7 separate regions of the Mus musculus genome follow, and regions 1, 2, 3, 4, 6 and 7 are each linked to region 5. The links are chromatin loops, found by intact Hi-C in ENCODE. Cell type or tissue: left cerebral cortex. All regions are shown on one strand. Region 1 has its middle 15 kb from the start of Gm12108. Region 2 overlaps Nsg2 (neuron specific gene family member 2). Region 3 has its middle 4.5 kb from the start of Gm39676. Region 4 has its middle 5.2 kb from the start of Gm12108. Region 5 holds the start of Nsg2 (neuron specific gene family member 2). Region 6 holds the start of Gm40823 (a long non-coding RNA gene). Region 7 has its middle 16 kb from the start of Gm46275.

What was found. Peaks named below come from ENCODE experiments on the same cell type or tissue, not always from the same donor. Only the 100,000 strongest peaks of a DNase experiment are listed, where the experiment ranks them.
Region 1: it touches region 5 in a loop (4-fold over the local background); 2 of 42 quality-filtered maps call a loop at or near these places.
Region 2: it touches region 5 in a loop (4-fold over the local background); 8 of 42 quality-filtered maps call a loop at or near these places.
Region 3: it touches region 5 in a loop (2.4-fold over the local background); 15 of 42 quality-filtered maps call a loop at or near these places.
Region 4: it touches region 5 in a loop (3-fold over the local background); 7 of 42 quality-filtered maps call a loop at or near these places.
Region 6: it touches region 5 in a loop (8-fold over the local background); 19 of 42 quality-filtered maps call a loop at or near these places.
Region 7: a loop joins it to region 5, with 2.9 times the contacts of the local background. A loop is called at or near these places in 4 of 42 quality-filtered maps.

What each region holds. Positions count from the first base shown.
Region 1 is chr11:32,084,682-32,088,681 of GRCm38, reverse strand. No RefSeq gene overlaps it. Among named protein-coding and RNA genes, the nearest start is that of Gm12108, 15 kb to the left of the region's middle. In left cerebral cortex, no CTCF peak of the experiment used is centred here; DNase peaks (open chromatin) are centred at 616, 1,074 and 2,461; H3K27ac peaks cover 2,396 bases.
Region 2 is chr11:32,059,118-32,063,117 of GRCm38, reverse strand. Nsg2 (neuron specific gene family member 2) reads right to left here. Exons shown (of 5, transcript NM_008741.4): 5 at 3,907-4,000. Among named protein-coding and RNA genes, the nearest start is that of Gm12108, 40 kb to the left of the region's middle. In left cerebral cortex, no CTCF peak of the experiment used is centred here; DNase peaks (open chromatin) are centred at 1,012 and 1,887; H3K27ac peaks cover 1,392 bases.
Region 3 is chr11:32,139,164-32,143,163 of GRCm38, reverse strand. No RefSeq gene overlaps it. Among named protein-coding and RNA genes, the nearest start is that of Gm39676, 4.5 kb to the right of the region's middle. In left cerebral cortex, a CTCF peak has its summit at 1,944 (motif pointing left); a DNase peak (open chromatin) is centred at 1,943.
Region 4 is chr11:32,104,406-32,108,405 of GRCm38, reverse strand. No RefSeq gene overlaps it. Among named protein-coding and RNA genes, the nearest start is that of Gm12108, 5.2 kb to the right of the region's middle. In left cerebral cortex, a CTCF peak has its summit at 1,889; a DNase peak (open chromatin) is centred at 1,857.
Region 5 is chr11:31,998,263-32,002,262 of GRCm38, reverse strand. It overlaps Nsg2 (neuron specific gene family member 2), which reads right to left and starts at 1,844. Exons shown (of 5, transcript NM_008741.4): 1 at 1,667-1,844; 2 at 383-532. The coding sequence starts at 511. In left cerebral cortex, CTCF peaks have their summits at 924 and 1,908 (motif pointing left); DNase peaks (open chromatin) are centred at 526, 923, 1,840 and 2,535; H3K4me3 peaks cover 2,172 bases; H3K27ac peaks cover 2,237 bases.
Region 6 is chr11:32,160,500-32,164,499 of GRCm38, reverse strand. Gm40823 (a long non-coding RNA gene) reads right to left here and starts at 3,189. Exons shown (of 4, transcript XR_872353.2): 1 at 3,058-3,189; 2 at 2,789-2,952. In left cerebral cortex, CTCF peaks have their summits at 2,137 (motif pointing right) and 2,840 (motif pointing left); DNase peaks (open chromatin) are centred at 2,150, 2,795 and 3,537; H3K4me3 peaks cover 1,092 bases; H3K27ac peaks cover 899 bases.
Region 7 is chr11:32,318,917-32,322,916 of GRCm38, reverse strand. No RefSeq gene overlaps it. Among named protein-coding and RNA genes, the nearest start is that of Gm46275, 16 kb to the right of the region's middle. In left cerebral cortex, a CTCF peak has its summit at 1,540 (motif pointing right); a DNase peak (open chromatin) is centred at 1,566.

The sequences.
Region 1 (4,000 bases), 86 kb before region 5:
AAACTCAGAGAGATCTTCCTGCCTCTGCCTCCTAAGTGCTGGAATTAAAAGTGTGTGGCGCTATGCCTGGCTCTCGCACTAGTCTTATCTTGACCTCAGAGCAGGACAGAAGAGCCAGGAAACTTGGGCTTGGATCTCACAAGTTGGGACACCTTGGGTAAGCTCCTTCCTGTCTTTGTATCTCAAGCACCTCACCTATAAAATAGGCTAATGGCAAGAGAGAGTGTCCCCAGCATACTTGGCCCATAATAGAGGAAGATCAGATATCAAAGAAGTGTTCACCTCAAGTGTCAGATCAAAGGTCCCAGGAGGCATTCATAAACTAAACGTCTACTTCTCAGACATTCACCCAGGAGGGATCTATTGTGTTTCCCCTATCTGCCAGGCTGGGACAGTGTAATATGGTGAAGCAGGGTTGAACTTCATGGACAGAGGAGTTAGTTATGCGAATGGGCAGAAAGAAATTCAAAAGCCGGGAGGTTCACAGAGGGCTGCGGTGGGCGGCAGTGGGGTGGGTGTTGACTGAAGCCTGGAGGGGAGTGGGGGACCTGTGATGAGGACAGCAAGAGCAGGACACTTAGAGAAAAGGCAGCAGATGCAGAATGAGGGAGAAGCAGTGTGAACGAAGGTGTAAACAACCCTCTGGGGTCCCATAGCACTGAGTCTCATATAGGACGGTCTAGCCTACTCACACAGACAGTGGGCTGCGGCAGGAACACATGATCTGGTTTACGTTTAAAGCATTGCAATGGACAATGGGTGAAGCAGGGAGGACATCAAAGCCCAGCTTCCCCTCCTCTCTGAAGTCACATGCATGTAGATTTATTCCTTGGCACCACAACCACTTTCCTCCCTACATCCTGAGGTTGTTATTGGTAAAACAACAGTCATCAGGAGCATGCACCTTGGGGCTGTTATGGAATGAGTGGCCTCTTTGTCCCACCACACAAACATTGTACCCTGGTACTGACATCATCTCATCTCATTTTTACAGCCATTTCCAAGTCAACACTATCAGCAGCTTCAGAATAGGCAGCCAATGAAACCAAGGCCTCCTAGGATTAGTGCCGTAGCCCAGTTGCCTAGCAACAACACCCACATCTGCATCACTGCAGAGCCAGACTACAGCAGGCATTAAAACAAAGGCAGAAAGGAGTTACAGCCAGTCTCTGGGAGTGGGGCTTTCCTGCAGGCATCGATCAGATATATCCAACATTTAGTTCTAGAGGGGGCCCAGTCCCCAGCTCCTCAGTGGGACCTAGATTCCTCACAATTCCTTTAGGTCCAAGAAGGGTTGACTGGGCATGTATTAGGTACTCACAGTTTTCAGGACGCTGCTGATTCCCAGTTTACAGCCAGGACTGATGATGCTCAGGGAGATTAATATTCAAAGTTCAAATCCATTCACAGATGAGGAAGTAGATGCCCAGAGGGCAAGAGCTATGCCCAAGATCCCTTGGGATACCCAGTGGAGACAGGGCATAAACTAGCTCTACCTGATACAAAAGCTACTTCAAAGAGAAACTTCTATAACAAACACTCTGTCTTTCTCTCTATCTCAGGCACATCCATAAAGTAAGTGTTGGTTGTGGCAGGAGTTGAGCATATGCCCCGAAGCCACAAGCCCTGGTTTTTGGAGAAGACATATTTTTTCTCTGCATTTCAGAGCCTTGGAGCCTTGGGGAGATTTCAAGAGGACCAGCTTTGCTCAGAATACTGACATATTGTGGCAACCGGATGATGCCAGTTCTACTGCCACCCATATCTGTACCGAGGCCTCTAGGCCTGAGCAAAGTCAAAGGCCTGGTGTGAGAGAAGCCCCTCAGAGTCATTTCTGAGTAACTCCAGGATTTGCCCCACTGAGTCTCCAAGGCCCAGAGCACAGGGAAGCAGACCTTATTTAAACAGATCTGTTTGGCCAATACCAGCTTCTCCAGCCTGGAGGCAGCTGTCTGTGGCTGGGAGCCAAACAGTAGCCCCTCAGAGGGTTACCACAGCCTAGTTTCTGTAGCTCTTTGTCCTGGGTCCCTTCAGTGCAGTGACAGTCTGTACAGATGTTAGGTCTAGCCCTGAGTGTGGCTGAGAGTGTCAGGTCAAGGGGCCATATCAAGCCAGGAGACCCAGGAGAAATACCTGGGCATGTGTTTGATATTGTAAGGCAGTATGCAGACAGAGGGCCTAGGTAAGCTGGAAGGACTGTGATCCCATGAGTGCAGAGCTGAAGTGGGGACCACAGAGGCTGCAGATCCTGCCTCCCATCCCATAATCTTTATTCTCTTTCTTTGTACATCTACTGCTTGAGAACTTGGCACCTCCTCACAGAGCCATTTCTGGAACTCAGATTCTGGAATTGGAACCCAAAATGACAGATCAACTTTGGGACCCTGACCAGCCTTTCAGGGCCACAGGTCCCAGCCACCTTTTCCAGGAACCGCTCAAGGTCTCGCGGAGCCTCAGAGGCTCAAGTGCAATCGCTGTCTGGGGATGTGCTTTTGAAGGTGAGGGTTATTTTTGTCCTAACTACCGTTGTTAGGAAGATGTCACAGCAATTGTTCAGAAGTTTTCCTTGGTATCTATCCCACGTTCGCTCCCCATTGGGGCCTACACACTGGGTCTCTCTGCTTGTGAGAGAACTGCGTTGGCCGTGGTGAGAGCACTCAGCATTTTCAGCTTTATGAAGACTCAGATCCAGTGTGGAAACGTCATTTGGAGATGCATGTCCCAAGGACGGCACCCTTGAAGGCAGGTCTAACCTCTCTCCACTTGCTACCTCTTTAGGTTGAAAAAAATTTTCTGCATGACCCCAGATGTACGTAGAGAGGCATATAAAATAGAAATACAAAGTAGGTATAAAACTGGAGAGTTGGTTTAGCAGATGAGAACATTTCTTATTCTTGCCAGAGGAATATTTGAATATTTGATTCCCAGAACCCATATTCAGCTCACTGTCATCTGTAACCTCAATCCCAGAGGATCCAACATCTTCTTACCTCCAAGGCACCGGGCATGCGTGTGGAGCACAAACATACAGGAAGGCAAAACGTAAAAAAAATAAATTAATGAAATAAAAATGTAAAAGGTATAAAATAGTGAATCAAACATTTATTGATGATATGGCATAGAGAAATTATTTTTAAACACTAGTGTGACACACATATTTTTGCCGTTTATTAAGATGAAATCAAACTTACATACTAGTGAGATGGATGTACATGCTTATTTTTACATGAAGAATTAAATCTTCGTACACCAAAAGGTGTAGCATCTTCAGTGGCTTTCAGAGATGACTGATCTGTGGCCCAGCATGGTAACCCGCCCTTCAAAATCAAGAGGGCCCATCTCTTCTTAAGGTTTTTTTCACAAAACAAGGAAAAAAAAAGGAAGAAAGCTGCTGGGTGCAAGGAAACCATGGGAGGTGGGACACATGTCTGTCACCTCAACAGATGAGGGGGAACCTGCCATGTGCACCAACTCCTTGCACAGGAATTGCACGCAACCCCATGTGGATGTCAGCAGTACAGGTACCCGGGACACCCTTTCTATTGAAACCAGCTTCGCCTTTTGTTTTCCGGTGAGATGTCCTAGGAAACTAGTGAATTCCCCCACCCTCCTGGTTCCCATATTAGTTTTTGTCTGTCCCATTGTTTCCCTCGCCCTCCCTGGAGTCCTGCCTACCTCAGGAGATCAATATGGGAGCCCAAAGCTGCCTTGCTTTGCACTTCCAACCTTGGAAGTCCTGAATGTTTGGGAAGGGAATCTGCTCCAGCACAGCAGAAAGGCTTAGGAGGAAGCCGGGCAGCTGTACAGCCCAGAAGTGCTCTCCTCTGTAGCTTCAGTCCCAGGTTAAGGGAGGAGTCCCCTAGACAGGGAGAAATGGGGAACGAGGATTGAAGAAGAGGGGGATCAATATGCTTTAGTCACATCTGGTCTGCACAGGAAGTGCACGGTATTAATCTCTCCCATATTGTGGTTCCTGGCAGAAAACACAGGGCCCCTGGGG
Region 2 (4,000 bases), 61 kb before region 5:
AAAAGATAGGCTGACTGGCCAGAACTCTGGAGTGTGAAGGGTTGTCTCTGTTGTGTTTATAAAAAGATCAAGAGAGAAAGAATTGTAGTCAGGTGTGGGGGAAGGAGGTGCCTTCCTGGGCCCATGCTGAGGCATCCCTTCCCTCTGAGGGACCAGCCACAAGATGGTATAGTATAGAATAGAGTTTATTCAAGGCATGGGGAGGGGAGTTAAGAAGGTAGTAGAGACAGAAAAAGGCACACAGAGAGAGAGAGAGAAAGGGAAGGGAAGAGGAGGGGAGGGGAGGAGAGAGAAGAGAAGAGAAGAGAAGAGAAGAGAAGAGAAGAGAAGAGAAGAGAAGAGAAGAGAAGAGAAGAGAAGAGAAGAGAAGAGAAGAGAAGAGAAGAGAAGAGAAGTAGAGGCCAGCCATGACCATAAGGAGAGAGAGGGAGCAAACAGCTTCTTCTTTTTTTTTTTTTTTTTCGTTTTTGGATTTTGGAGACACAGTTTTTCTACGTAGCCCTGGCTGTTCTGGAACACACTCTGTATACCTGGCCGGTCTGGAACTCAGAAATCTGCCTGCCTCTGTCTCCCAAGTGCTGGGATTAAAGGCCTGCACCACCACTGCCCAGCAAGCAGCCTCTTTTACAGTTAGTCAGGCACACCTGGCTGTTGCCAGGTAACTGTGGGGCGGAGCTTAGACAAAATGCCAACAGTCTCTGCTCTTCCATTAGCAGTTTGCACAGCACCCGAGGGCAAGGGCTGAGGGCAAGGGCTGTGCTGTCTTCTTTCTCTCTTCCAGCCACGCATGTGGGTCAGAACCCCCAGTTCAGCAATCAGGGTAGATTGCCTGTTTCCAACTGTATCCAGTCAGTCCTGATCTCCTCCCCAAACAGCTTGCCATCCCAGGCAGGAAGATGTGTGGGCACAAACCACAACCCCAGAGCACAGTGCAGAGATGTGCGGCTGTTGCTGATGGAACAGTTAAGACGGGACCCAAATGCGTGGGTTGCAATCACAGCTCTGCCGCTTTGCCACATCACCTCAAACACAGCTTCACTGATGTTTGTGCACTTGAGACGGAAGTGGTAGTGACAGTCGATGGCAGTGATATCGAAGGTAGGGGTGGCTCCCTCTTGGAACTGGTGAGCGCTTAGCACTTGGCATACCAAAGGGCATTTGCTATTCTTAGCATTGAACACTGGGACTGAATTCAGGCTAAGAATAAGCAAGTTCGCGTCTGTGAAAACTGCAGTTTGATGTTCTGGGAAGTGGGCTGTGATTGTGCCCATGCTGTTTGGGGTCTGACACACAACGGAAAGGGGTCATGGGATCGCTCAACCTAGATTTAACCCAAGTTTCTCTAGCAGAGCCCATGGGCACCTCTTCATGCACCTTGGCTTCAAGCTTTCAGTTGTTCAGTGATGCCAATGACCACCGCCTAAAGCATGCTAAAACAGCAGACCCAGTGCTGGCTCCCTGCTTCCTCCCTGAGCCGCTGGCTAGCGAGACAGCAGAGCCTTCAGCAGACAGACCCTCTTTTGCCACTGACTATTTCTGTATCTAATTTTGTCTCTAAGCTTCAGGGCAGTGACTGTATGCAATGGTTTAAATCTGTCCCTCCCAAAAGTATGTGTTAGAAACTTGATCCCTATCACAACACTATTGAAAGTGAGGCTTAGTGGGAGATTTTCAGGCCATGAGGACTCTAGCCTCATGGACAGATTAATGCTGAATATAAACGGGCTTGCTGCTTGAGGTGGAGTCTTTGCTCTCTTACACCCCCTCTTTGCCTCCCTAGAAGGTGTCACTACCTTGATACTGAACTCCTAGCAACCAGGCCTGTGAGAAAGAAGATTCATTTCTATTCATAGCGCTCTGTGTATATGCTCTTGTACCAACACAAAGTGGACAGAAATACTCCTTATTTAAATTCTCACCATACCAGGCTCTCAGCATCATGTCAGGACTACACCCTCCTGTCAGGGAAGCAGCATGGTGTGAAGTCCTGGCATCATGTCAGGACTGCAGGATAATGTTTTATTTCAGAGTCTCAGAATAATGGGAGGAGCTTAGTCATATGTCAGGACTTCAATCTCTTACCATGTTCTCCCCAACCCCCCCCCCCCCCAGCGTCTAACCAGCTTTTGAGTGTCATGTCAAGGTCTCAACACGTCAGGAAGTCAGGGACTCAGCCTTCAAGCCTTCAGGATCACATCAGCACCCAGCCCTTAGCATCATGGCAAGCATCATGGCAGAATCACACCAGGCATTCAGTAAGGTCAGGACCTCAGGACCACTTCATGCCCTCCACATCACGAGGGACCTCAGTTCATGTTAGAATCTTGGGTTCATGTCATATCCTCCAAACCATGTCAGGACGTCTGTGATATCATGTCAAACCTGAGTATCGTGACAGGGCCTTGGCATTATGTGAGACCTTAGCAATATATCAGGCAATCTGAATCAGGCCAGGACCTCATAATTATGCCATTATCTCTGCATCATGTGAGGTCCTAAGCATCACAAGATGTCCTCACTAGGATGGGACCTCAGCAACATTTCTGGATGTGAGCACATTGTCAGATCCTTAGCAACAAGTCCTGACCTCAGCATCTGCATTATCACATGAGTTCCTGAGCATTATGGAATGAAACCAACATTATTCATTCCCTCTGCATCTGCTATTTCTTCAGTATCATGTAACATCTCATGTCACCTCACGAACATCTCATGTCATGTCAGTACCAGATTCATCTATCAGAACCACAGGATTCATCTATCACCACCAGAACCTCAGCATTGTGTCTGTCACTCGGATTACATTAGGTCCTCAGCCTCATGTAATGCCCTCAGAAAAATAGCACGAGTCTAATGTCATGTCAGAGCCTATTTAGCATACCATGCCCTAAGTGTCATGGCAGGGGGGTCAGCATCAGAGGAGGTCTTCAGCCTTGTGTCCAGACCTTGACATCTTGTCAGTACCTGCATCATGAATGGATCTCCAGTATCATGTTATGTCTTCTCTGTCATGTCTGGACCTCTGTGTCATGTTAGACATTCAATATTGTCATGTTTAGAGCTCAGCGCCATGTCAGGACCTTGTTTTAATATCCTACGAGGACTTCAGAATAGCGCTGTGACTTCAGCATCATGTTGGGACCTCAATGTCACATGCCACTCAGCATCAAGGCAGGCCTGCAAGCAGCATTTTAGAAACTGAATATCATATGCAGGTGCTCAGCACCAGCTGAGAACCACAATATGTGATCAGGTAGTAAAATACAGGGTCACCATGGTGGTCCCTTAACCGGCATGTCAGTGCCTTGCTATGATGTCAGGACCATGACGCAGGGCCAGCATTATGTAAGGCCCTTAGTTAGCATCCTGTCTGTCAGACCTTCTGCACCATGAGGATCTCAGCATCTTATCAAATGCTCAGCATCATGTAATGCCCACGGTATTATGTCAGGCCTTCTGAATCAATCATAACAGCAGCAGCATATCATAACCTCAGCATTGCAGGCCTCTTGGTATAACATACTTCATGTCATATCATGATACTTCATATATCATATCATAGGGTCCTTCGGCATCCTATTAGCTCCTTAGTGGCATATCTTGACCTCTTTACCACATGAGGCTCTGGTGTCACGTGACATTCTCAGGATCATGAGTAGTCCTTAAGATTTTGTAGGGCTTCAGGATCTTGCCCAGGGCTCCGCATCGTGCCAGGACTTTAGCAGTGTATCAGGCTATACTTACTTTAAGATAGAGACCCCCCCCCACACACACTATCCCAGTTTCTCCTCCCACGTCATAGGGCACTCTGCTCCTGGACTTACCAATCCCACCTCCTGTGCCCCTAGCATTCCCATGAGGTTCACTGAGCAGAAGGTCAAGCCGTCAAGGACAGATGGACAGACAGTCAGGACACTCAGACACATCTATGTTTATTTTTTTTTCCTGTCAGAAAATTTCAAGAATTACACCAAAAAATACTTCAGCCTCTGCTACCTAC
Region 3 (4,000 bases), 140 kb before region 5:
CGTTTAAGACAATGAGCTAGCAATAATGGCAATTTTGTTGTTCTCACAGAGCTGAAAGACTGCTTGATACATGCAGTTTTTAACGATAATAACCTTCCCTGGGGACATCTCTGGTACCTGGCATTGCCTCATGAGTGCAAATCTCATTTCTCAATGCTTCTGGGTGCCAGCTGGCGCTATCTTTATCTCCAGACAACTCACCAAGGCTTAGAGAAATGCAGCAACCCAGCCATGGTGGGCTGGCTAGTGTTGAGACTGAAGTCCAGTCCACAAAGGTCTGACAGGACGCAAAAGCCAGAGCCTGGAAAACATTATGCCTTTCCCATCCCTCTACCACTTTGTCCACACAGTGGTAACTGGAGAGTGGGATGAAAATTGATACCTAGGCAGTCAGTTTGATTCTCAGCCATGGGAGTACTTGATTTTCAAGCCTCCCTAATATACCTCATGGTTAGTTGGCTCACAGAATCTTGCTTTGGACCCTGTTGGGAAGCCTTTGGGATTTGCTCCACCTATTTTGCCAGGTAACTTGCTCACCCAAGCAGAAGCTTTGGGCTTTGTCTGTAAACCCCACCTCCTGCCCTCCTTTGCTTTTTGAGACAGTCTTACTAAGTAGCCCAGGCTGTCCAATAATTTCCTACGTAGACCAGATGCCTCAAACTCACAGAGACCCATTTGCCTCTGGCTCCCTGCCTCCTGAGGGTTGGAAATAGAAGCGTCTGAGATCACACCCAGCCCTTTGTTACCATTAACACTGTTTCTGTACCATAGATTACAGGAGCCATGGCTGTCAGCGCCAACATCTTTCCAATACAGTTGTCCTTCCCCACATTGCTTGCTTTCTTTAACACATCCACAGCATGGTGCTCCTACGCTTCGACCTCTGTGGGGTTTGAACATAACCTTTGTTAAGGAAGTGCCTTCCTAGCTGCATTTTCCAATTTGGGCATTTAGGCCTGCCATTTGCATAAGTAAGCAGTCATTTGTGCAGATGAAATGAGCAGTTACGTATGTGCAGACAGATCCTAATAGGTACCGTATGTCCCAGCCCCTGGACCAATTGGTTATTAACGCAACAGATGGGGCAATTCAGCACTAGCTCACTCCTCAGATGCCACCCCCCTCCCTCCTTCCAGGCCGGCATGCTTCTGGCATCCTCCACCGCTTTGTCACTGCAGAGTAAGCGCTGAAAGTAGCATCCAACGCAGGTCCCCAGTCCCAATGACAATTAAATTGCATTTCCTTAATGAGGGTGCCACTGGGGAGACCCCACAGGCTTTCGCTGTCAAGGAGCCTCTCAAGTGAGAAACGATGGGTTTGTAAATTGCATCCTCTGTGAGAGGCAGGCTGTTGTGGGAACCCTCAGAGCACCTGAAGGTCAGGTTCTCTAAGGTGACCTGGGTTTCCTGAGGAGTGGGCACGCCCATCCCCCTCTCTGCCACTTTTCCTGGTCTGAGCCTGACAGGTTTTTCCTTTAGGGTTGGATCTGGGGTTATAGAGAAAAGACAATGGGGGAGGGCAGAGTCTTTGTCAATGCCCTGGGTCTCTGTGATGTCACACTGCTTGCTTGCCTTATGCTAATGAGAAACTTAAAGAATATCTTTGTTTAAAGATAAATGAGGTAGTGATCACGCCTGTACTGTTCTATTGTAGGTAGAGGTTTTCCAAAGAAGTGATAGAAAATATTGAAGGAATCACTAATGGAGTATTTAAACCCGCAACGTGGCCTGGTCTTGAATTCACCCTCAAATCTGTCAACTGCTCAAACTTTTACTGTTTCATGATTCCCTGAGCAACCTCCGAGGTAGATAATGTAAGTGGGGAAATGGAGGTTCAGAGAAGTAAGTAGCTTGCCAAAGGCAAACAGCTAGGAAGTGCCTTACTGAGGCTTCCTTCCTGTCCTGGCACAAGGGGAAGGCTTCCACACTGCTCACTCACTCCCCCTGGTGGACGGAAAGGGAACCAAGGTGAAATGGCTTTGCTTGTCCAAGGTCACAGTTAGGGAACAGAGCCCTAGGGTAGATCCCAGTTCCCACACCTTCCCACTCTTCAGATCTCACTGAAGTAACAACAGAAAACTTTCATCTGCAGGGGTCAACTGGGGCTCCTAGAAAATGCATCCCAGGAAAAGCTCCCCATTAGGCAGCCAGCTGGGCATTAGTAGACTTTAAAACCATCCAGGCTGCAGATGGAGGTGGCATGGGTGGCTCATACTTGTTCACAGCTGACAAATGTCAGAATCGGATGACAGGCACAGAGGCACTTGGATATTTTTCTCCCTCAGACTTGCACACATTTGAAATATGCTATACTTTGTAAAACTTTGAAAAATAGGGTCCCGAACAATACATTGACCAATATTTTTAACGTCTCATGTGTCTGGTAGACTATGGCAAAAGCGCAGATCTGGGCTTCGTGGAGCTTCCAATCAGGAAACCGAGATGCTGGGTAGAAGTAGAAGAAACTGAAACACTATCAATAAAACATCCTGCTGCTTATTGTTGGGGGTTGGAGTCAGCTAAAGGTGGCCTGAACCCCATCTTGACCCTTCCTGGCCCTGTGGACTGCTTACAAGCCCAGGCTTGTGATATCTTCGTATTTCCCGCAGTCCTGGAACATTCTTTGTCCTCACTCTCTGAGAGCGAGCACACTGCTGCTCATCCTTCAGCGCCACACTGCGCACTTTTGGTCGTCACCACGGGAGAAGCCTTCCTTGGTTTTCATCAGAGACTGTTCATCTGCCTTCTCCGCTGGACTAGTCCTCCACAGGAACTCCCCTCTTCCTGGGGCCCAGCACCACAGTGATACTCGGAAACGCTTTTTGGAATTGAACTCTGTTCAGATGTTTGAACACTACCATGGAGTAGGAATTAAACAACGGCAGCTACTATCATCTTGTTTACCTTTAACTATCACACTTATTTTTTTTTTTTTGTCATGTGCGCAGAGCTGTGTGATTTACACAGCGTTAGTAGGGGCACTCCTATGTGCATAGGCCAAAGATTGTTGGCAACGTTTTAGATAAAAAAGTACTTTTTACATTTTTTTCCTTTTCATCCCCATTTTTACTTCTTCTTCTTCTTCTTCTTCTTCTTCTTCTTCTTCTTCTTCTTCTTCTTCTTCTTCTTCTTCTTCTTCTTCTTCTTCTTCTTCTTCTTCTTCTTCTTCTTCTTCTTCCTCCTCTTCCTTTTCCTCTTCAATGTCGCACGGTTCTGCAGACACAGGTCACAGCAGAGCAGGGGCCGCCCTCATAGACAGAAACTGGGGAGTGGCAAGGGAAGGCGTGTGGGCAGAAAGCACACTTGTTCTGCCTAGTAGTCAACTGTGCAGCTGCTCACATCGGAAGAACAAAAGAAGAACAAAAAGAACAAAAAGAACAAGCTCAGATCTTCTATGTGGGGCCAGGGGTGCTGCAAAGCCTGAGGTGTGAGCCACAGTGGTGGCCTTCAGGATATCACCTCTGCCCTTCACCATCTACGATGCTTGCAGAGTAGGAGTAGAGCATTTGCTATGCATCACAGGAACCATGGTGGATGGGGCAAGAGAGGCTAAGTACCATATCTGCCATTTCACTTCAACTCCTGTCATGACTCTTAGTTTACTAAGCCTGGCCCCCAGACACTGTGGCTGCCCTTGTTGAAAGGTTGATAGTCTCCTCTTCTCTGCCCCAGCAATTAGCCCTAAGTGGGGGCTTTGCGCAAGCTCAAGCTCGCGCACGTGTGTGTGTGTGTGTGTGTGTGTATGTATGTGTGTGTGTATATGTGTGTGTGTGTATGTGTGTGTGTGTGTGAGTATGTGTGTGTGTATGTGTGTGTATGTATGTGTGTGTATATGTGTGTGTATGTATGTGTGTGTGTATATATGTGTGTGTGTATGTGTGTGTATGTGTGTGTGTATGTATGTGTGTGTATGTGTGTGTATGTGTGTGTATGTGTGTGTGTATGTGTGTGTGTATGTGTGTGTATGTATGTGTGTGTGTATGTGTGTGTGTATGTGTGTG
Region 4 (4,000 bases), 110 kb before region 5:
GGTTTTTTGTTTGTTTGTTTGTTTGTTTTGTTTTTGTTTTTTCGAGACAGGGTTTCTCTGTGTAGCGCTGGACGTCCTGGAACTCACTCTGTAGACCAGGCTGGATCTGCCTGCCTCTGCCTTCCAAGTGCTGGGATTAAAGGCATGCACCATCACTACCTGGCTTCCAGTACCTTTTGAGCTACCCACTTTGTGAGCCTCCAGGCATTTCCCCCCACTGAAGCTTCATTTCCAACCCTGAATAGTGTAATCCCCAGGTTGCTGCTGTGGGCCCAGAGTGGCCCCAGGCACGCAGCCTGAGGATTTGTGTTCTCCTATGATCACATACATTCTCAGTATACCAGGCAAGGGCTTGTCAGGCTAAAAGTTTTCTGCAACTCCTTCCCACAGCCAGACTCAAGGAGACTCACTGATGCTGCACACTTCTTTCCCAGAGTGCTGCTTCCCCAAAGCATTGATTTCTGGGGGAGAAATGCCACGCTTGATCTAACCTTTCTAGGCACTAATGAGAAGAACAGTACCCATCAGCCTGAGCCGCTGTTGGTAGCAGGAAGACCTGGACCAACACCAGCCTGCAAGGGATCATGTCAGGAGACAGAGCTGCAGGGTCAGCTGAGGATCTAGCAGCAGGTCCCTGCTTGGCTGAGTTTATTGTGTGATCTTGTCCATAGTAGCCAAACTATGACTTGAGTTCAGGTGTCCCTCAGCAGCTGAGCAGACAGGAAAGCATGGTAGGGACACACACTGGCATTTTCTTCATCCACAGAGGACAAGGAATGACAGCATCCCCAGGACAACGGACAGAACTGGAGATGAGTATATTGTGTAAGATAAGCCTGACTCAGAAAGAAAGATGCCACTGTGGAACCTGGATTTTATATACACATTACATATACGATCATGCACACGCACACACGCACACATGCATGTGCGCACGCACACACACATCATGAAAGTAAAAGGGGTCCATTTGACAAAGGAAGGAGGCTTGGAGCAGGGAGGGGGCAGGGAAGGATAATGGGGTGAAGCTGATCCAAGTTCCTGGTGTTTGCGAATGAAAGTGTCATTAAGGAAACTGTCACTTTTTATCACGAGTATTTGTTGATTTTTGTTTGTTTGGGTTTTTTTGTTTGTTTGTTTGTTTCCAGTTTTTTTTTGTTTTTGTTTTTGTTTTTTAGAATAGAGCGGTTTCCAAGAAGCAGAAAAGGATTATGTAGGGAGAAGAAAAGTGGTTACTGCCTTAGGTGAGGCCTTGGGAAAGAAGGCAGACTCCCCAGCAGAACTCAGTCTCCATGTCTGTAAAGTGGACACAGTCAGCTGTCCATGTAGTCCCTGGACTGTTACTCGAGATCAGCATGGTCACAGAGTCCAACAGCCATTTTTGTACCCTCTGGACTTTGCCGATCATCCTGTAATGTAGCCTTTACCAGGAAAACGAGCTTTGAACAGTTATGATGTCTTTTTGAGGAGTATGTGTAAGAATCTCTCAAAATCCCAATCTGAGCACAACTCTGGTGCACGGCGTTGGGTCAGGTGCTTGCCAGGGTGTGTATCTGGTGATGCAGCTCTTTGACACAAACCTGCTGCCACTGCGTCACATGATTGCCTGATAAAGCTATGGAATTGCATTTTTAACATCACCTTCTGAGGATGCTCTGTGACTTTAAGAACATTAATACCCTGATGTTGGTGGAACATTTACCTGGTGGGGAGTGGGTGAATTTTATAACCAAATAAAGAGGGGATAAATTAAGTGCCACCTGCAGTCCCTGTATGGTGAACACAGTCACAGATGAGAATGCGCCCCATGGGGACTGCAGCTGCAGCCAGCCTTCTCAGCAGCGTTCACAGCTGCCCTAGCCTAGATTCCTCTCAGCCACAGGCAGGGTGCAGTCAAGTGCTTGTGTGCACGCTGGGAGCTACACACATTTAGCCTAAACCTAGTTCCTAAAGAAGCCGGATCTGTGACCTAAGCTGGTGGCAGGCTGCTGTGCTGGAGGAATTCAGTGCCCAAGGCCTCATGCTAATGCTTTAGTGAAGCAGGTGGTCGTTTCTTCACTCACTGCTGTTCTGAGACGGCATCTGGGCAGAACTTCCAGTTGAGAGGACAGAACAAGACAAGCCTGTGCCCCACTCACAGGCAAGGGCGGCAAAGAGTCTCCATTCTCAGGGGAGAGCAGTGACCCGATGGGTTTTACTCCACAATTTAAAAATTCCATAAACCATGGCAAACAGCATAATTATGGTGTTACTGATGTTCCTGCCGTTTACTTGTGTGAAATGCTGACAGGTTTTATCTTTTGAATCTCCCTGCAATCTATTACTTAGGTCTGGCCTCATTGCCTGTTGGAAAGAGCAGGAACCTGAAGCTAAGGCTGCCAGAAAAAAAAACAAAAAACAAAAAACAAAAAAAACCCCAAAAAAAAAAAACAGGCTTCAGCAGGCTGGCAGACTAAGCTGGGGCTTTCCCTTGTAATGTTCAAGAACAGTGAAATGAGAGCACAGCCCACAGGAGGGGACCAGGGAGGGCCACAGCCCATTCGTGACTATGGCCCAAGACACTGTCATCAAATGCTTGTCTGTGGCACCAGGTGTATTTGGTAAAATCCAATCTAAAACAGAGCCATGTCTAAGCCTCTTTGCATTTCAGTTATGGGGTCATTAAAAGTAAAAACCCTCCCAGATGTAAAGGCACCTGGCACACATTCCATGTACTCTGGCTTCTAGGCTTCCAGGGGCAATGTCTGTACCACACTTCCCTGGGTTCAGCCAACAGTTGGAAAAGAACACATTCTCTCTACCTACAAGCCACCCTTTCTATCTTTGAGAAAACAGGGTATGCTGTTATAGGAAGCTAATGATCAGATCCTTCGGAGTTGAGCTGTTTGGCCCGAAGTATGGTATCAGTTGCAAGGACTGAAAACTGCACAGTATTATAATGATGGTGTTCTATCGTACTAAGTGGTAATTTCTTGCTGGAAGGAAACATAAAGATGTTTTGTAATGACACATAGAGAATGAGAGACTTAGTGGTCTGAGTCCTACAGACTCACAACCCCAGGGGTCAGTTCTTCCTTTGCAGTCTCTATAACACTGATTCTCCATTCTGTGGGTCACTACCCCTGCAGGGGGTGACATGTCAGATATCCTGTATATCAGATATTTACATTACAATTCATAACAGTAGCAAAATTACAGCTAAAAAGTAGCAATGAAATAATTTTACGGTTGGGGGTCCCCACAGCAGAATGAACTAACTGTATTGAAGGGTTGCAGCATTAGGAAGGCTGAGCACCACTGCACTAGAGAGTAACATGATTTATGATGGTAATACAGTAACATATCAGGGCCTGGTGAGGTGGCTTAGAAGCTAGGAGCACTTACTGTTCTTACAGGTTTGGTTCCCAGCACCCACATCAGGCAGCTCACAGCTGCCTGTAACTCCAGTTCAGTGGGATCCAGCACCCTCGTCTGCCCTCTGCTGGCACATAATGCCGCACATAATGAACTCATGTAGGCATGCTCACATATACGTAGCTGCCCACAGCTACACGAACTGGTTTCCTGAAAGGGAGGCTGGGGCTGTATGGGAAAGAGACAGCGAGAGAAATACAAGACTAAGACAAAGATACTGATCTTTTACTTAAGTTTACTTAAGAGTCTGAGCTTATAAAAGGGGAAAGCCCATCTCCCACCACACCAGGCTCTCATTGCTTTGTTGCTAAGCTGTTGCTTATTCAAGATGCTTCAGAAAGCAGGTCCAGCCTCTCAGCGTCTTGGAGAAAACGAGGTGGCAGAACAATAGACCTATCTAGGTCGGAAGACTCCACCCCAGGTGGGCTAGCTCATAGCGGCAGAACAGGTCTGAGCCAGCCTGCTCAAGACTGGGGAAGCTACACATATATACACATACATTTAAAAAGAGGTAAGTCCTAAAGACAAATGTGTTAACACACATCAATGAAGCCAAGGCAGGAGGATCTCTAGTTTAGGACAGGCT
Region 5 (4,000 bases):
GTTGCTGGATTGAGCGAGTCCAAGTCTCTGCCTTCCTAGCTATACCAATCCATTTTCAAAACACCTCAAGAAAATGAAGACAAGCCTTTCCCCCTTCATCACTGCATAGAAGCTTATGTGTATTCATCTACCATGCTAAAATCTTAACAAGAGAACATTAATTTGTTTGCCTGTATGTGTAGATTATGAGCAAACACCATAAATCTGCAATAACACAAGAAATGTCTCATCTCTGGACACAATATTTTCCAAGGAAGGGAGCCTGTTTGGTGGCTGGAAGAATGAAAGGATTTGAAGGGGTAAAAAAAAAAAAATCTTTTGCTGCTTGGGTTCCTGGGTTAGGGTAGCCTGGGGGACAAGGAAAGGAAGATCACCCGGTTACCTTCTCGGGAGCAGCCAGCTGCAAATGATTAACCTCCAAGGGCGTGATGAGAGGGACGGTCTGGAAACCATCCTCCACGGAAGGCGGCTTGGCCCCCTTCTCTCCAGGGTTGCTGTTCAGCTTCACCATGCTTCTGCTTTTATTCCAGACCTAAGGCAAGCAGCAGGATTCTGGTTACAGTGGGAATGTGAGGGGCTGAGGACGGTCTGAGACAGCTCAACTGCAGCAGCATTCAACCTGGCAACAGCCATCAATCTCCCACTAGATTTCCTGACATGATTCCCATTGTCCGGGGAAACTTCATTAATCATCAGAATGTGCTAACTGCTCACCGAGTTCACCAACCCTCGAATTAGGGAGCCCCTCCCAAACCCCCAAACCCCCAAACCAAAAAACCCCCAAAACCTCAGACCTTCATTTTTTTTTTAAATGAGCTTAAAAAAAATACCAAGAAACTGTGGCTAACATATCCCTAGAGCCCCACTGGCAAGATTGTTCTTAGCACAAAAGGAAACTCCATTATTCTGGGCCCCCTGCAGTAAGATACATTTCATCTCACCACCCACATCGCTATTTTGCCTTTTCTTCACCAATCTCTAAAACACAATTAAATACAGTCAATCTCTCTCTCAAGACCCCCCTCTCTCTCTCTCTCTCTCTCTCTCTCTCTCTCTCTCTCTTTTACATAATATGTAGATTGTACACGAGACCCAGGTTTCTACATCAGAAAGAGGCTGGCTTGAACCTGATCTCCTTATTCAGCCATGAAATAGCTCCATTTCCTCAATAGCCAGGGCCTTCCTTCCTTCCTTCCTTCCTTTCTTTCTTTCTTTCTTTCTTTCTTTCTTTCTTTCTTTCTTTCTTTCTTTCTTTCTTTCTTTCTTTCTTTCTTTCTTTCTTTCTTTCCTTCTTTCTTTCCTTCCTTCCTTCCTTCCTTCCTTCCTTCCTTCCTTCCTTCCTTCCTTCCTTCCTTCCTTCTTTCTTTCTTTCTTTCTTTCTTTCTTTCTTTCTTTCTTCCTTCCTTTCTTTCTTTTCATGGAAAGTTAGCAGCCCCCATATTGCAAGATTGCCAACTAAATAAACAAATCACATTATTTCCCTCCAGTTCCCTTTGAACTCAAGGATTGATTTCACCGCACCCTCAAAAGCCCTGCACAACTGAATTTCTCCTGTCAATCCGGCTGGTGGGACGTAATTAGACAAACGGAGTTGTGGGGATGACAGGGTGGTAAGGGCTGGGAGGGTGCTGGGGAGTGGTTACAACAAAAACAAATGCCTACTTACTGTGCGGCACTGGTGGGGGTCAGAGCAGAGTCAAGCCAATATGTAGAGGAGGAGGACAAACAGGAGTCCTCCCTCCTCAGCCAGAGCGTGGTGCTGAAAAAAGCAGCCCTCGCGTGCCTGGATCCGGAGCTTCTGAGAACGAGGCGCCAGCGCGCAGAGAAGATCTGGCAGCTGCCAGCCTGCTCGCCAGCTCGCGCCTCCCACCGGGGACGGCTCCCACACCACCTGTCATCTGGCACCACCTGCTGTTTCTCATGCATGGCCACAACCCCTGCATAGGACAAACGTTTTAAAGAAAAGTGGAAGGAATTTTGGTTATTCCAAAAACAGTAATGTGGCTTATAATTTTTTTTACAATAATGTAAAATGCAATTCTTGAGTCTTTGGTGGAAACTGAAAAAGCAGGCACTTTGTTTTTTGTTTTGTTTTGTTTTGTTTTAGGAGAAGGGCTCCCCTCTTGCTAAAGCTTCCCTAACAATACTGTAAAACTCAAAACACCTGCTCTGGGTTAGAAGAGAAAGTAAACTGGTAGTTACTTTCCATTTCCTGTGCTGTTACACCTTTCTGGTCTCTTTCAAGCTACTGCCCTCTTTTGTAAACTGTGGTTTCTAACAAAGACTGGGAAATGGGGTGGCTTGCACTGTGAACACACCTGCATAAACTGCAGACAGTGCATAGACTTGACCTGTCTAAGGTCACAGAACTGGAAAAGGCCAGAACTGGGACTTGATCCCTGACTCTTGTCCCCAAAATCCATATCTAGGTCAAGACGTTAAATAACATCCAGTTTGCTGACCAGAGTAAGAAGGAGTGGAGAGGCAGTGTCAGCCGGACCAAACTGGCTGGGTGGGTCTGACACATTTTCAGCCACTCCCTGAGCCTCTGCTGCCTTGCCTTTGATGGAGGATAACAGCACTTGCAGAATGAGATGGCAGGGAGTACGGGAAGAGAATGTACCCATGGAAACACATCTGACTTGTGAGAGATGCTCTGAACGCCTATTTCAACCACAGGGATGATTGAGCCCACTGCCAGTGACTTCTCCCAGCTGTGGCTCAAATCACTGTTCATCAACAGCTGCAGTACTGACTGAGTGGTTCACTTTGATTTAAAAAATATTTGTTCTGTGTGGAAAAAAAAAAATCACCCTAGCTAGTGTCTATGTGTTACAAGGCACAGAAACGCGTGTGTCTTCTGTATTGTTCGGGCATGAAATGTGTGTAAGGGTTTTTGAGACCATGAAGGCTGTCATCTATCAGCACCACACAGGGCAGTGTTAAATGGTGATGTATATGTGTGAGAGGGAAGTATTCTAAGAAATATTGGTTTTCCTTCCCCTTCTTTCCAAAGACCTAAATGACTGCCAAATTCATGCATGGCACGAGACCAGCACAGTATAGCCAGCAACCACAGGTTCAATTGTGAACATGTATATTTCAGATCCTAACGCTGCTGCCCTAAGAGTCAAAGAAATCCCCTCTGATAGTTCATGGCTGATTGACAAGGAAAAGCCACACTTTTCAAGACAGAGGTCCCTAGAGTTCACTAAGCTCCAGAAAGCAGCTTGCCTGGAGGCAAGGAGAAGTCCAGGCTTGGTGACCTGTGAGGTTAAGACCCAAGCTGGAAGGAAGGCCATGGCTGGAATGGCATGTCTAACCTTGATGGAGAACAAGGTTGAGGGGTTCCAGATAAAATAGAATAATTGGTATTTAAAAAAAAATTGAGGATTGAAAGCAAATACTATCACATCATTTGATGAGGTTTTCAATGTACGCAACATGCAAGACATCTGTGCAGCAGAGTGCGGTGGAAAGAAACCAAGATGGTGTCGGATATGGCCTTATAGACTGCTTTAAGTGATGAAGCTTTGGGTCCAAGTAATCTGTATCAATTTAAGTATGTTTTTTGCAATCTTAAGATAGCCAAAAAGATACATAGTGTGTGTGTGTGTGTGTGTGTGTGTGTAATAATCAAAATGCAATAAACATCATCTACTGTGCAGAGGGTGGGAGAGCCGGCCTCAAGGGCATGACAGCAGGAGAGCTGGCCCTGACCCTCACTGGCTGCATCACTGGGTAAGCTGGCTGGGGCAGTGCTGGAGAGTTCGCCCTGGTGGTGTGGTGGGTGCAGGAGAACTGGCAGGCTGACCAGCTCAGCTAGCACTCAGGCCCAGATCCAGGGCAATGAGTTAGGCCACCCCAACATCTAACCCATCTATGAACTGTTGGAGTGCATGAAGGCTTTAGGATCTGGCAGATCCAAAGCTGCAGGATCTCCATGACACATGCTGGCTAGGAAGATCCACCGGTGGTCTGACTGACAGGACTGGTCTCA
Region 6 (4,000 bases), 160 kb before region 5:
CCCTCGTTGAGCGGTGGTGGCGCACACCTTTAATCCCAGCACTTGGGAGGCAGAGGCAGGTGGATTTCTGAGTTCGAGGCCAGCCTAGTCTACAGAGTGAGTTCCAGGACAGCCAGGGCTACACAGAGAAACCCTGTCTCAAAAAACAAAAAAACAAACAAACAAACAAAAAAATTATTGAGCTCCCTGGCTGAAGCTGATCCTGGATGGATATGATTGTCACTGTCACCCTCTAGGCCGTCTGAACCCCTGCTCTCTTTGTCATCATGGGCCAGTGGCAAAACAGCCCCTGGGAGAAGGAAGGACCAGAGCCCTGTTTGATATTTAGTGACAGGTTTCACTGTATAGTCCTGGCTCTCCTGTAACTTACTCTGTAGACCAAGCTGACCTTAGACTCATGGAAATCCACCTGCCTCTGTCTCTTGAGTGCTGGGATTAAAGGCATGTGCCACCACCGCCAGCATACTTAACCTGGTTTTAAAGAGCAGGCACTGCAATGGCAGTTTCACAAAGGGAGACACTGTGGTACACAGAAGATACCTCTCCAAGAACAAAATCACACACAGTTTTAAGATGGCAGACCTTGGATTCACATCTAGGGCTACCTAAACCCCCTGCAGAAGGGCCACAAGGTTTTCACCCACATCAAAGGTTTACAGCTGAGTCAAGGTGAGGCACTAACAACAGTAAGGAAGGAAAGTGGACAGTGTGGGGACAGCAGAGCTAATACAGGGGGGACGAGAACTCCATTGGGTCAGAGTGTGAATCTAGGTGGGATGAGATCCAAATATTCCTTAGAAATTTCCTGACATTGAAATTCCCAATTATGTTTACAGGGATATCATCCAAACGCTGGCCAGAGGCAACACTATATAATATGGATTCTGGCTCTTCTCTAACCCTCCTCTTCCCGCCTTTCTGTATGGGCCAAACCATGCCCCAACAAAATGCACTCTGTTGAAGTTCTTATCCCTGCATCTCAAAATGTGGCTGCATTTAGAGAGAAGGCAGCTAAATTAAAAAGAGTTCGTTGAGTCTCTATTTCACATGACTGGTGTCCTCATGAGGACAGGTGCTAGGAGACGGGGCAGAAGTGAGGAGGAAGGGAGATGGTGCCATCAGAGAGCTGAGGAGAGGGGCTTCAGAAGGACCCAGCCTGCCTGCACTGATGCCAGACTTCCGGCCTCAGTGGTTTGATCATGCGTTTCACCTGCTCTTTAGGCCTGGAGGATTCTGCTCTGTCAACCCTAGGAGGGACCTTTTATCTTCTCTTCGCTTCTCTTTTATCCTATCTTCCTTCCTATCTTTTTCTCATTCACTTTCCCACCATCCCATGTCAGAATAGAACCTAAAATGGTTTCAAGGTGGATTAGTGGCGGATCTGTCTCTAGGAAGAGATGAAGACAAGCCCACCTCCACACACTTCTGAGGATGCAGGCTAAAGGTAAGAGACGTGTCGTTCTTTCAGCGTCCGCTCAAGAGTATGGCATTGCCGGGCGTGGTGGCGCACACCTTTAATCCCAGCACTCGGGAGGCAGAGGCAGGAGGATTTCTGAGTTCGAGGCCAGCCTGGTCTACAGAGTGAGTTCCAGGATCAGCCAGGACTACACAGAGAAACCCTGTCTCAAAGAACAAAACAAACAAAAAACAACAACAACAAAAAGAGTATGGCATTGCTTAGAAACCGTGTTGGGAGGTTCAGTGAGGTCCCTGGAGCGTCCTCAATTAACAAAATGTGTTCTTTGTTCACTAAATTGGCTTCCAAGGCGAGAAGGAAGGAGGAGAGGAGCCAGTGGCATGAGAACGAACTGGCAGTAGGTTGGTGGGTAGCAACCCCAGATACTCTCTAAAATGCTACACCGGCGATTGGGTGGAGTAGGATGGTTCCTGCCAGCTTCTCATAACACAATCAAGCCTGTGCTTTTCACCTCCATTTTGGTCTTGCTGAAACCGAAACTCTGAGGCGACTTGGAGGTCTTGGAGTAACGGTTGGAGATTGGAACTCGGGTTCACGGGCTCTTCTAGCACACCCAGTCCTGCCTGCCCAGATCCTGCAGAATACGTAGTGATAAGCACAACAGCAGCCTCAGAACAAAGGAGCTGTGGGCTGTGTGCACAGAGCGGCCTCGCCACCAGGGGGCAGAGCATGCGCGCGCGCACGGTCGCCTTGGGTGCGGTGGGCTGGTGTCAGCACCCGTATGTCGCTAGTGCCTTCGCCCCCTCTCCCTAGGCTGCCTTCCTCCTCTGGCAAAGCGAAGAAATAGCTTTTCATCTTTCAGGCAGAGTTAGCTCATGGCTCTTCCTACCCACTCCTCCTTTTTTCTCCTACACACAGAACCAGGCATCACTGGCCACTGTTGGGTACCTCTGCACGGCTCTCCCCAAGCTGGGTCTCCCACTCTCGGCTATGATTGCTTTTGACAGTATTAAGTGTAACACACAAAAGCAGAACTGAACAAGCCCTTACCAGAGGGAGCTTGGAGAACCTCCGGAGGCACCTGGACTTCCAACACCTGGAGACAGGTCAGGACCCACGACTCATCTATTGCTGAGCACAGGGGACTGGGAAGATCTGATTATGGACCCCACCCTCGGTCCCCCATCATCACCTCTTGCCCCATGACCTGAACGACACCATCTCTGCACCACTTCTGTGTTTCCAGATTGTTCCCTGTTGGCTAAGCCTGTGCAGGCTTCCAGAGCCTTAGAGGCGCTCTCCAGCCTGTTTTCTAGCACTGGTGTTTCTCCCTGTCTGGAAAACCCGGGCAGTGAGTGCTTCACAAGGTACCTGAGCTAGGTGCGCAGGTGACAATGCAGCTAGGAGTTCAGCGAAGGCGAGCTCCCTCCAGTGGCCCAGCCTGCTCCACACCTCATCCCGATTCAGCTCTGCAGGCAGCTGTTCTTCCCGGAACCCATTGCTGCGTGTGGTCCCTCTCATCACTTCATACATCCCTGCAAAGGAGAAATGTTGCCATGTCCTTTTTATAGAGGGGAGGGAGGGGGTACCAAAGGAGGAGCCTTCCTTTCTTCTTCCTGGAAGGTTTCCCAAAATCCTACCTTCATCCCGGAACCTGCCCTTTTGTTCTCTCTTCCCTTACAACTGGACGGTGCAGCTCCCTACCAATGCTGTTCACCCAGCTGATATAATTCCAGTCAGCCCTCTAGATACAGCCACAGATTCAACCCACAACGATGAGAAATGTTTGGAAAAAAAAAGAAAGAAAGAAAGAAAAGCACACCTCTTTAGGTCATGTGCAGATTTCCCTCATCACCACCCCACCAACGATGCAGGGTAACAGCTATTTAGATTTTATTAGGTATATCAGGTCATCTAGAGATGGTTAAAGATGCACAAGAAGATGTATTTAGGTTGTGTGCGGACACTCTTCCATTTTACATCAGGGGATGTGATCATCAGTGAGTTTCAATGGCCTCCTGTAGGCGAAGCTCTTGGAATTCCCAGAATGGCTGATTTACATCCTCATGTCTATTACTGAGACTTTTGAGTGGCTATGACATACCACAGGAAAGCAACCGATAGGTAGAAACATTTGTCTTGACTGTAGAGATCTCAGCCATATGGAAACCTGCCATCTGTAAGCCAGTTAAAGAATTTTTAAAACGTTTGAAAGGAGTGGCTGCATCACTGGGGAACGCTGTTTCTGGAATACTTAATAAACAAAAGCCGCAGGGCCAGGAGCAGTCACCTCCTTACAGCTGACGGCTTTGAATGGAAGAGGCCCTTCAAAGCAATGCAGGCACTTGCTGTTCTTGGTTCTCACCAGATAAGACCCTATCGATGGAGGTATTACCTGCTTTGGTTAAAAGATATAGAGAAATTAAGCAGAAAACGAGCAGGTCGGTTGTTCCACGCTGGCTAGCATTCTGAGTGACAGGGCAGCTTTGTAGCTGGCCAGGGGAGAGAACTCAACAGTCTCGGGAGAAGCTTGTGGACTACAGTAAGGATCTAAGCCAGTGTGGGTTACCAGGCAGATTACCC
Region 7 (4,000 bases), 320 kb before region 5:
GACTCTCTCTTGGGTCCATCCCACACCCGCAGCTTTCTTTGGCAGATGCTGCATGGTTCTAGGGTCTCCACTGGAGAGTAACCGCCAAGGACTTCCTTGCGGGTGGACCCAGTGATTCTCTAGATCTGTGGTACAAGGCTTATGACTCTTGCCATCCTGCATTCTTCACACCCATAAAACCAATGCCCTGTGGATGCTGTCACCAAGTTATTCTGCCTTCTCTGGGTGGAGACCACAAATGCACTGGCTTTTGAGTGTTGGCATTGGGAAACACTTCCCAGAGTCATTCAACCAGCTTTTATATGGCGTTCTTAGTTTGGACACTTTCCTCTTAAATGAACTTGCATATTTGCAGTATGGAGTTCTCTGGGGTGGGTCTTACACCCAGGGCACCTTTCCTGTCACCCAGGGTCAGCTTCTCTTCCATGCTGCTCATCTCCTTAATAGTTACACCTGCTGTGTCACCTGCCTGTCCTTCCCTGGAACTTTAATCTTACCTGCACACCCTTTTAACCAAACTTCAAGGATGCCCCTTTTTCTCTCTCACGAGAGGCCTCAATGAGAACAGCAAGCAATGACCTCGCCACAGCCCAAATGAGCTCCCGATTGGTCTCCTGTCTGGAGATTTCTTCTGCCAGACACGGCAGCCTGTTCTCCTTAAGTTAAACCCCACTCAACTCAGGACATAGGCAGAATGCACTCAGATCCTTTGCCAAAATATATCACACAATGTCCCCTAACTCACTACCTGATAGAATGTTTCCCCCAAAGCCTTGCCGAGTCTCTACTGTCCACGTTAGTCTGTGCTTACAGTATCCCAGGGCCTTTCTAGGATAAAATTCTAAGTGCTTCCATATGCCTCCCACAAACCAGTCTAAAAGGTCTAAGAACCACATGGTCGGGTTTCTAATGCTCACTCCCCACCCCATTCCAGGTACCAATTTTCAATATTAGTCACTTTCCCGGTTGCTGAAACGACGGGCACAACCAATTTAAGGAAGGGTTTACTGTGGCTCACAATTCTAAGGGGTACAGTCCGTCATGGCAGGAAGGTACGGTGACAGAAGCGGAGGTTGTCACATCGTAGACATCCTGGGAGCAGAGAGAGCTTGCGCTCAGCCGCTTTTCTGTTTATGTAGTCCAGGACTCCAGCCCATGGAATCGTTCAGCCCACATTCACCATGGCTCTCCCATCAGATCCAGGACTGCTCATGGCTTCAGTTCAGCTTTGTCACATCTTTGTCCTTACGTGGTATAAGAATCTCCCCTGGCACTCAAGAAGCTACCCAAGGGCAGTGAGGTGCCTTCTAGTCCCACCAGAGTGCCACTGTGTCTGAACTGACCTCCAGCAATTACACAGGTGACATCAAGAGCAAAACCGTCTCCTACATCTCACAGGTCTGAGTGCGGTCCTACAAATAGACATTTAACAAGTATTTGGTTGTGCAAAGGCAAGGTGATGCTGGAGGTGGTGACGATACTGGAAAAGCCTTGCACCTACTTATAGTGGCCTGCAGGGGGCGCCCCAGAGACCTCCTGCCCGGTAGTCATAAACAGCTGAGAGTGGGCCCCAAGGTGGCGCCACTGGCTTTCTAATGAGAGGGGAGCTAAGCTTACTGTTTTCTTATATTCTAGGTCCTCCACCATGTTGCAGTGTGGCTCGAGGCTCTCAGCAGAGGCCTTCAACCCTCCCACCCTCCAGCACTGTGAGCCGAATCAAGTCTACTGCTCATCCATCTCCCAGACCCAGGAACTCTGTAGTGACAGAACGCGCACCAAGAAAGTGAAGAAAGGTGCTTTGTGGTTAACTGGTCTCATGGATGGGAAGTGCTTGCTTGAGATTGCCCGGTGTTGTCACATATGGGAAGCAGAGCTGGGCAGAGTTAAGCCAAGACGAGTGCCCTCTCCCACAGGGCAGGGCAGTGTGGGTAGGGGAGGACTGGCTGTTCCCAGCTTAGGCTTCTAACCCGTGCTTGTGAAGGAATGTCTGGTGCAGATCACCTGTTCCCTGCATGAGCTCCTGGTCTGAGAGGTGATTGACAGCTTGCTCCGTCTGAGGCTTGGTGACAGTGTCCTGGGTCCATTGTCTCAGTTTCCAGATAGTTCCAGACAAAACCAAACACAGCTGCTTTAGGGGCACACAGGAGAGAGACGGTCTGCTATTTTAAGACAGCCACTGAGTTCTTTTTCACAGCCCTGGAGCAGCAGAGCAGACCACAGGGGAGCGGGTGAGTCACAAAGGGTCAGGGAGGGCTTTGGAGGTGGAGCAGCAGAGGTCTGCCTAGGCTTATGGACAGTTCAGGGCACACCAGCACCCGTCCTTGTCAATTAGGCGATGCCTCCATGCCACTAGTGGGGAAACCGAGGCAGGGATGTTGATAAGGGGGGAGTTGTGAGGAACAAATCTTCATGTACTCAAGTGATGCCATGTGAGCCTTCTCCCCAGTTTAACTGGTCAATAAAAGGCTAGAGCCTGTGACTGGGCAGCAGGGGAGGGAGAAAGGTGGGACTGGAGGTTTAAGAGAGAGGGTTGCAGGGAGGGGGGGGCTGAGGAGGAGGAAGATGCCATGGTCCGGAACCAAGTGGCCAGGAGAAAGACCCAGTAACAGGGCATTACAGCTGGGGAATGAGCTAGTATAGCCCTAACTCTGCCCAGTCTGGGCACACGGCTCATAAATAAAATATCTGATTGTGTCTCTTTTATACAGGCTTATTAGGTTTGTAAATTATTACTTCAGACTGCTTTCCTTTGTAAGTGACAGAAGTCTCCTGTTTTGTTTGAGCTAGGGGATTATGTTGGTAAAAGAAAAGCAAATTGTAGACACATGGAATTTATACAGCAGGTATTTAAAAAAAAAGAAAACAACAACAACAACAAAAAAAAAAAAACCATGGCTGAGGAGCCTGAGTTTGAACCCCTAGAATCCATGTCCAAAGTCAGGCATGGTGGCGCCAGGTGGTGATACTCTCAGAACTGGGGAAACAGAGACTGGAAGATCCCTGGAGCTCAGACAGATAGCCTGCTCAGTGAGACTATGTTAAAACAACAACAAAAAAAAAGGTGGTGTCTGAGGAACGACACCCAGGTCTGTCCTCTGGCTTCTACATATGTAAGTGCAAACACACATGCACACACATGCATGCATGTGACCAACACACCTATGTGTATCTTTCCCCACCACCACAAGATACACAAACAAAACAAAGGGTAAACCATGGGTCTCTGATTCGGTAGGTCCATAGACATTATCAAGGTCTGGATAAGTTCTGGCAGGGGGTTAGGCTGTCACCTTCTCGAGAGGCTGGGTGGAATAGACTTGGGGTGATCTTCCAGGTTCCTCTAATCTGATAGGGTAATCATTTTATATTTACTTGTGTGTCTGTGAGCCAAGGAGCTTTAGACGAACTGGTTCTTGGTTTTGACACACTGTTCTTAAGGAAGACCCTCAGATCCTGCAGTTGCTGTGTAGGGACAACCTCGGGGAGCTACACCCCCAAATTAATAAAGTCATGGTAGCTGTTCAGGTAATTATTGCTGATCCAAAGACAGACCAGAGACCTAGGAAGGTTGGACAATATACTCATCTGGATTTCAGCTTCCCGCCTGCTTCCTACAACTGGGAGTCACGTATGTTTCCAGCATCTGTCTGGAAATCAAATGTCACTTTTCAAGGGAGAAATCCCAGAAGATTGATTATGCCCCAGAGATTTATCTCCAGAAGTTTTGGAAAAGTGAAACACGTTTAAAAAAAAAGAAAGAAAGAAACAATTAAAAGCAAACTAGAACATTTGGGAGGCTGAAGTGGAGTTTAAGAGGGTGTTAAGCTGTAATTGTTGAAGGAGAAGACAAGAGCAATCCAGGCTGTGCTGGCTCACGCAGACTCTTCTCTTTCTTCTGAACTCACTGAAGCTATTACCAGAAAAATTTAACCTCCACATCAGGTGGGTGACAGGCCTGTCATATCAGTGCTGGACAGGTAGAGGCAGAAGGATGGTGAGT